Linked DNA regions of Homo sapiens: region 1 is linked to region 2. A link is an interaction called in ENCODE POLR2A ChIA-PET data of the cell type or tissue named here. Cell type or tissue: Caco-2. All regions are shown on one strand. Each heading gives the region's core, and the rest is flanking DNA. Links, peaks and the distances in the headings are about the cores only.

Evidence for each region. ChIA-PET counts read pairs that join two places held together with the same protein. Peaks named below come from ENCODE experiments on the same cell type or tissue, not always from the same donor. Only the 100,000 strongest peaks of a DNase experiment are listed, where the experiment ranks them.
Region 1: POLR2A ChIA-PET joins it to region 2 with 6 read pairs; 4 of 35 experiments call an interaction of 5 or more read pairs at or near these places.

The regions. Positions count from the first base shown.
Region 1 is chr2:201,844,492-201,848,886 of GRCh38, reverse strand. It overlaps CDK15 (cyclin dependent kinase 15), which reads right to left. Exons shown (of 14, transcript NM_001366386.2): 9 at 1,413-1,506. Among named protein-coding and RNA genes, the nearest start is that of CDK15, 40 kb to the right of the region's middle. In Caco-2, for the core only: no CTCF peak of the experiment used is centred there; no DNase peak of the experiment used is centred there.
Region 2 is chr2:201,934,966-201,939,360 of GRCh38, reverse strand. No RefSeq gene overlaps it. Among named protein-coding and RNA genes, the nearest start is that of FZD7, 97 kb to the left of the region's middle. In Caco-2, for the core only: no CTCF peak of the experiment used is centred there; DNase peaks (open chromatin) are centred at 734, 1,801 and 2,370.

The DNA of each region.
Region 1 (4,395 bases), core at 177-4,176, 90 kb after region 2:
TAATAGCCCCCATGTTTCTAGAAGAAAATTTAATGTCAGTAATTAATCTCTATAAAATGTCTTAATTTCACAAAGTACATTTTATTTTAGCCAGAAGACAAGCAGCAGGATCCAGGATAGCAAGTAATAAAGTACCCCCCTGCACCCCGCCGATTTAAAGCCCCTTGACACATTCTACAACATGGATGAACCTTGAAAATATGCTAAGTGACATAAGCCAGATACGGAAAGACAAATTTGTATGATTCCACTTATATGAGGTACCTAGAATAGGCCAATTCATGGAGACAGAAAGTAGATTAGAGGTTACTAGGGGCTAGGGGAGTGTGGGGAGGGAAGATGGGCAGTTATTGTTCAGTGGGTCCAGAGCTTCCCTTAGGGATGATAGAGAAGTTCTGGAAATGGATGGCGGTGATGGTGGTGCAACTATATGAATGTATTTAATGCTGACAAGCTGTACACTTAAGGAGGGTTAAGACGGTAAATTTTGTTTTGTATATTTTACCACAATAAAAATATGACCAAAAAAGGAAATATACAGATGACTATAGTATGACTGTAATACTATATAAGGGCCATAAAAACAAAGCATATCATAGGCAACTGCGGTAGGGATAAATAATGAATTAAGAAATGGAGCTGCATACACACACAAAGGCACCTTGACACTTTAGGAATTTGGCTGTGGATAAGCATGATAAATGGTACACTTCTTTCACACTAAGAGGGAAAGCCTCTGTTCTATCAGGGTTCTATGAAAATTTTGTGTCTTTTTTTTGTTCCCCAGCCTGGAGTGCAGTGGCGTGGTCACAGCTAACAGCAGCCTCGACTTCCCTGGGCTCAAGTGATCCTCCCATCTCAGCCTCCTGAATAGCTGGGACTAAGGTGTGCGCCACACAGCCCACTCATTTTTGTTTTTGTAGGGATGGGGTTTCGCCATGTTGCCCAGGCTGGTCTCGAACTCCTGGGCTCAAAGCAATCCCAAAGTGCTGGGATTACAGGCATGAGCCACTGCACCCAGCTAAAAATTCTATGTCTTATTTTCAGTTGACAAAGATCCAGGGCCAAATATATGGTAGCATTAGAACTGGAGGTAGCAAGGTAGGGACATGTCTGAGTAGTAATGGCAGAAATTGCCCTGGGAGGTTAAGACAATACTAATGACAGGGAGCAGGAGACCTGAACATCATTCAGTGAGCTGGATTCATGGGCTGCTATGGGGCAACAGGGAGTTTCCTGACCACACATTCCCAGGGTGCTTATAGCTGTGGCAAATGCTACAGTTTCTACAATCTTAATATAGGGCTTAATATCTCAGAGCAGATGGACTGCTTCATTTGTCTGTAAGGCAAATTTGGTTCAAAACTTAAAATGCAGATATTTCATTTTCTTTAGAAGAATTATTCTCCTACCTCCCAGATTTTCTCCAGCTGTTCAAGGATGTTGGAAACCCCAGGAAACAAAGGTTGACCCTGGAACATTTCAATAAAGATGCAGCCTGCACCCCTAGCAAATGAAATAAGAGTAAATTGACACTTTGAAAGAAATCATACAAGCGAAACTGAACTACTAGAATTTCTCTTCCCAAGAAATATTTTAGGGAGAGTTAAATACGGACCACATGATATTAAAAGTCTTGGGCCAAAAAAAAAGTCCCTATGTCAAACAAAATAAGAACAGCCCACAGCTTTTTATTAAAATGGAACACCACGAGCAGCAGTTAGGAAAGCAGTAGAGTTAGCAAACATTGTAGATCATTCAAGCTCATTATCTGTTTTAGGAGAAGAGGGGAAAGTACTGTATCCCCAAATTTCATTTCATCCCCACTTTTCATTGAGTCTAAGATGCTATCATTGTAAGAAGCGTCATTGGTTTTTTGCCATTAAGACAAAAAAATGCAAGTTAAACTATGACATGATCAGAATGTTCATTTTATACTTATTGAAAGGGCTGTTATAAATTTAATTAAATAGAGATTATTTTCTCATATAGCATACTTGTACACGAAAAAGAGAAACATTAAGCAAAATAAATTGGTTTCGGTATTCCTAAAACTTTTTCACATTCAGCATTTGACTCAGACTCTTTGATGTCTACACTTACCCATGTATCATCCTCTATATTAAGAATTTGATGATGCAGCATTTCTTAAAATAATCCATAAAACAACAGAGAGTCATTGGTCCTGGGCTCCTAAGCTGGCCTTGCAGTTATGTAGTGTTAGCTTACTTTTGACTCCTGCTTAAAGAATGTTGCTAAACATGTCTGATTTACTCCTTCTCCACAACCATTTGGTTCCTAGGAGTTTAAAAAAAAAAAGAAAAAAAAAGGACTTTTCTTTGCAGAATTTTCTTCCAAGTCGCTGACACCAATTCTGCAATTTTTTTTTTTTTTTTGGTGGAATCTTGGTCTGTCGCCCAGGCTGGAGTGCAGTGGTGCGATCTCAGCTCACTGCAACCTCCGCCTCCCAGGTTCAAGCGATTCTCCTGACTTAGCCTACCAAGTAGCTGGGATTACAGGCACCTGCCACCATGCCTGGCTAATTTTTGTATTTTTAGTAGAAACGTGATTTCACCATCTTGGCCAGGCTGGTCTTGAATTCCTGACCTCAAGTGATCCACCCACCTCAGCTTCCCAAAGTGCTGGGATCACAGGTGTGAGCCACTGTGCCTGGCCATTCTGCACGTTTTGATGCTGGCTCATTTGATGTTCACACATGTGCAATTCTAACTACAGTCACAACTGCAGCCTGGCTGACTTATATTGTTAGATGCTACTGATTATAAGGTGCATCCTGATTTAATGGGAAATGTTCATCTTTAAATAGATTAAACAGTGAAATGTAAATTTTCTTTCATACATGGTCAAGCTGAAGGATAATTAGAGAGGGACAGGAAGGAGTAAGATTTATTTTGCTAATAAATCTTAGCAAAAATCAGATTTTTATTCTCATAAGTCTTTTGAGTATTAAAAGTGGTTCAGGTGACTGATTACAGAGACTATCCCCATGGCCCCATACTTCTCTCTCTCTCTCTCTCTCTTTTTTTTTTTTAACCGCAAACCTCTTTCACTATACCACATAATTTTGCAAACTCTCTTAATCATTTTGCCATTTTTGTGTGGCATGATAAAGAACGAAATTTAAGTAAAACATTTTATCGTAGATAATATTATTAAAAATTTATTATCAAGTTTATTTTAAAATATGGTCCTTAATATTATTCATATGTGTTTATTACATATTTTTACTTTTTCCATCTGACTGCAGACATATGGTCTTTTTTTTTTTTTTTTTTTAATACAGATGGGGTTTCGCCATGTTGTCCAGGCTGGTCTTGAAATTCTGGGCTCAAGCAATCTGCCTGCCTAGGCCTCCCAAAATGCTAGGACTACAGATGTGAGCCACTGTGCCTGGCCTGACAAACACTGTTTAGATTACTTTTCATTGATTGTGTAGGAGAAAACAGATTTCTTGACGATCAAGTTTAAAAATTGCTTTGTGTCTGGTTTGGGAACAGAATACATATTAAAAGAAAGACTGAAATTTATTTGTATCTTATCCTGTAAAAATATACAAAAACCCTTTTCATAATCAAATATTTGGTTTTAGCTTAACTGACTGGCTTGTTCTTAGAGTTTTGTTTAAAAAATGATATCAGACTGAGCTTTGCAAGCAGGTTTTTCCTCCAGCAAGCAACAGGTTGTTTTTATTGCCAATTTTTTTTTTTCTTTTTTTTTGAGACAGGGTCTCACTCTGTCACTCAGGCTGGAGTGCAGTGGTGCAATCTCAGCTCACTGCAACCTCCACCTCCCAGGTTCAAGTGATTCTCCTGCCTCAGCCTCCTGAGTAACTGGGATTACAGGCATGCACCAGCATGCCTGGCTAATTTTTGTATTTTTAGTACAGACAGGGTTTCACCATGTTCGCCAGGCTGGTCTCAAACTCTTGGCCTCAATTGATCCGCCTGCCTCAGCCTTCCAAAGTGCTGGAATTACAGGTGTGAGCCACCACACCCGGCCTTATTGCTGATTTTTAAAAAGCCAATTTGGATATAACAGCCCCATTTTATTCTTTTTCTTTTCTAATTTTTTTAATAGAGATGGGATCTCACTGTGTTGCCCAGGCTGGTCTTGAACTCCAAACCTCAAGCAATCCTCCTGCCTTGGCCTCCCAAAGTACTGGGATTACAGGTGTGAGCCACCACACGCTTGGCCTATTTTTTCTTTTCTACTGATTTCTGCTGTATAAGAAACATCTTGATATGTGACACAAGAATTTTGATCAGATAAATGTAACTTATGAATTTGGTAAAGTATCTTGAGGTAAATTTGTAGAATTATTATTATTTTAAAGTTCCTCATTAACTTGTATTTAAATATCCATGTTCTTTTTGT
Region 2 (4,395 bases), core at 233-4,232:
GGGATCATAAGAATAACAGCAACAACTAGTATTCTATTATCACCTGCAAATAAGGATTATAGAATGTTTCTGAGTCCAGCATGCATTTTGCTGCTGTGAGAACAGTCATCACAAACATTGCCAAGGGGATGGGCTGCTTATGCCCCTTCTAAACATAGCTGGGAGAGGTTGTCAATGCTTACCGTAACTCTCTGTGCGAACATGCAGGGCCACCTAGGCCAAGCTGTGTTGCCAGTAAAAGGAAATGCCAGCCCCCTACTTTCTACCAAGACTTACAGGCTGAATGTGGGGCCGGTGGCTTGGTTTTGAAAACACTTCCATTCGTTCATTACCAAACCTAAAGCTTCTGGGCTGCTGTCATATGATGGCGTGCAGGAGCTGGAGCTCTCTAATAACTGCCCGACTGCTCTCATCTCGTGGCCGAGATGGCGGTCTCTGTTCCACCAGCTGTGGTCAGGAGAAAGGCAAATCCCAGAGAAAAATCACTTTTTTTTTTTTTTGTTATAGATGTTGGGGAAAAAATTGACCTTTAAAAAGTAGAAAAGATATCTTTTTCCTTTTGTTCAAATTCTGCCAAGGAGACTGAAAACCTAGGAAATCATTACCAATTCCTGTCTAGCCTACACCAGAGTTAGGGTGAATCCAGTTCAGTGTGGGTGGAAATAGTGATCAATGCTCGGGGAAGGTGATGTAAGTACTTCGACATGCTGGAAGGGATGCCTGGTCCCCCCAGCCTGCCTCCACACCCTTCACTTTGTTTACCTGATTTAGCAAGGGCTTTTGTGCTTCTCTGACTCATTTGCTAGGAAACTGAGAGGTGGGATCTGAGTTCTCAACTTGGGGAGTGGGGTTGGGCCATTATCCTTTCAACAGGTCTCAAAAACAATTGGCTTGATTTAAAAATAAAAAGTTACTTGAGATACCTAGGAAATGAGAGAATAAGAATGGAACCATTGAAATGTCTGGGTGTCTAAGGAATGTGCCTTTTCTGGATTTAGCTGTTTTCAATATCTCTAAGGAGGCTGGGACTTGGGGTGGGGGTGGACAGGACATGGGAAGGAGTCAGTAAAGTAATCATGTATGCTGGAAATTCAAGATAATCTCAAGCAATCATTCCTTTCAAAGTCTTCCTCAAAAATTTTACCAGGGTTAGTAAGGAGCTGAACTGCTGATTTGGAGTTGTACTTCCTTTTTTTTTTTTTTTTAAACCCCATCCTTTTAGACAGTCTTCTTAATGAGCAGGGGGTGGCTAAAAGGCAGGCAGGTTCTTAATGAGCAGGGGGTGGCTAAAAGGCAGGCAGGATGTGAGAACAGAAAGAAGGATAATCCACATAGATAATTGGGCTGTGATTAATCAAGGGCAATATTGCAGCCCTGGTTCTTTTAGGGGAAGCGCAGACAGAAAACACAGGGAAGAGCTTGGCATTTCAAACTCCTGAAGCCCTAATGAAGAAGAAATGTGTTCATGGGAGTGTTAAGGAGAGTGTCATATCATAAGTACCCAATTAAGGAAGCCCTTGCAAGATTATTCACTCCCAGGAAGTATTAAGAAGGGCAGGGAATTTGTTCGTTTAAAATCAAAACAACAACAACAACAAAACCTATAAGTTTTATAGACATTTATTGATTGGCTCCCCAATATCTATCCATTCTCCCCTTCCCCTTCTTAACAATACCCCCAACTTCCTCCGGGAAGTCATCCTCCCTCCCATTTTCAGCTGTGTGCCACAGGTGCTCCACCCCCAGTGTTAGGGAGGGAGCGCGTGATCTACTCTAAACCAATCAGTGCATCACTCTCCTCCTGGCCTTCTTGATTGGCTCCCAGTTGGGACCATCACCTTCATCTGCCCATCAGGGCCAACAAGACTCTGTTTGGGGTACTGCTGGCAGCCATCTTGCCCAAAGAAAGAGAGCCTCATGTGGGCAAAGGCTGATGAGGAAAGGAAGCTGGGAAATGCAGAGGAAAAAAAAACCCCAGCCTGTTCACATTGTTTGCGCCACTAGAACAGCTCTTCCTAGAAGTCAGCCCTACTCTAGACCTTTAGATTAAACGAAGCCGATAAAATACCTTGCTTATGTGAGCAGTTTGGATTGAATTTTTCATTATTTGCAACTGAAAGCATTCGATTGGAAGAAACCAACAGTAGAAGACCAAATGGGACGCAAAGTCAGCATCGTTGCTGGGAGAGGACATAAAGAGAGGAACACCCAGTTGAAACTCCACAATGCCTTCCTGTTATGCCCCAGATATGGAGCAGCTGATGTAGTCACAAGCCTTAGGCCTTGTTCTTGCCCCTACAGAGCCTGAAGTTACGGAAGCAAAGTCCAAGCTAAACCCTGGATCAAGATTAGCAGCAGTACTGTACAGGCCACAGCCTGTACCTGTAAACTGGCCAATCATTAACCCCTGCTTACTCTTGATGTGCAGGGAGTAGCGTGAGAGAGCATTGGGGCCTGATGCAATTTATGCACACCTTCAGGAAAACTAGTGGCATCACCTCCTCATGAAGGATGCCAGTCCCTCTTCCCTCTGTTCTGACAAGTTACCAACAAGGCCAAATGTTAGCTTCTCCTTGATAAAATAAAAGAATTCTCATTGTGGACTGTGCATGACCCTCTGTGCCAACGTCCTTGTCCGAGGTGGGTGGTGGACTTTTAGAGGGAAATGCCGGCATAATTTGTTTTGTAAAGTCTGTTCCTGGTTTGTAAGTGATCTGAGACAGGATGAGCCCTGATTCCCATAGCATAGGACCTAACATATGGGAAGTACTGGCTAAATATTTAGTGAATGAATGAATAGGACAATGAATAAATGAACTCCTTGGAACTGGAGCTATAAGAACTGCCTCACCCAATCTCTCACTTTGGGGGATCCATAAGGAAGGGATATATAGAGCAGGGATGAAGGGAAGCCCCAAGTAAACTTTCCTAGAGGAACAGCTGCTGACCAACTGTGCGACCTTGGGCAGGTGATCAGGAGTCTCTGAGCTCACCATCTTCATCAGAAAACAGAGTACTAGCATCTGCCTTATAAGGTTGCTGCAAGGGTTAAATTAGAATTATGAACATGATATATCAGCACATAGCAGATGCTCAGTAAATGTCTATTGCTTTCCCTCCTCATCCCAGCCCTTGCCACTCCTAGCATTGGCCAGAGATGCACAATCTGTGGGAATAACTGCCTAGAGGTGCACTGGTGCTCCCTTTTGTCTCTCAGGAGTCTCTCTGCCATAAACGGCAGCCCTGCAACTAGGGCATCTCCTGCACTTGGGAACCATCTGAGTTTTCTGTGGCTGCTATAACAAATGACCACAAATTTAGTGACTTGCAGGAATACAAATTTATACTGTCACACTTCTGGAGACAGGAAATCTGAAATTAGTTTCAGTGTGCTAAAGTCAAGGCGTCAGCAGGGCTAGTTCCTTCTGGAGGTGCTAGGGGAGAAGCCGTTTCCTTGCCTTTTTCAGTTTCCAGTGGTTGCCTTTATTCCTTGGCTTGTGGCCTCTTCCTCCATTTTTAAAGCGCATGACTCCAAGCTCTGCTTCAGGCCTCCTATCGCCATCACTTCTGTAGCCACATCTCCCTCTGTTTTCCTCTTATAAGGACACTTGTGATTACATACAAGGCTCACTCAGACAAGTTCAGGATAATCTCCCCATTTCGAGATCCTTAACTTAATCATCTCTATTAAGTCCCTTTTGCGAGATGAGATAATGTTACAGTAGGTAGGCAGGCAGGGATGAGCAGGAAAAGATAGGGCCCCCACCCCAACCAGGAATGTCAGGTAACCATTAGGTGATGGTCAGGCAGTTGTTAAACTGTCTCTCTAAAATAATAATTAGTCACAGCCAGCACTAAGAAAAGGCAATTTTCCATTAGAAAGAAAACACCTGAAGTGGGTGATCAGCAGGAAGATCTCAGGAGTTGGGTGAGTGGACTTGAGCATGTGCACTAAGAGGCAAAATGGCGGAGTTTAACTGGTATGTGACCTTCCTCTACACCTGACTGGTAAGGGAAGAATGCCTCAAGTGAGCATGCATACAACTTCAGTGAACACACTGTGCATGCAGCCCTTCCCAAGTGCTGGCCAGCCACTGTACATGCGGACAGCCCACCCCAAGGGAAGAATCAGGGGAGAAGGAGTGCAGACCCCGGAAGCATGCTGATATGGTTTGGCCGTGTCCCCACCCAAATCGCATCTTGAATTGTAGCTCCCATAATTCCCACGTGTTGTGGGAGGGACTTGTGGGAGATAATTGAATCGTGGGGGGCAGTTTCCCCCATAATGTTCTCATGGTAGTGAATAAGTCTCATAAGAGCTGATGGTTTTATAAGGGGTTTCCCCTTTCACTTGGCTCTCATTCTCTCTTGCCTGCCACCCTGTAAGACGTGTCT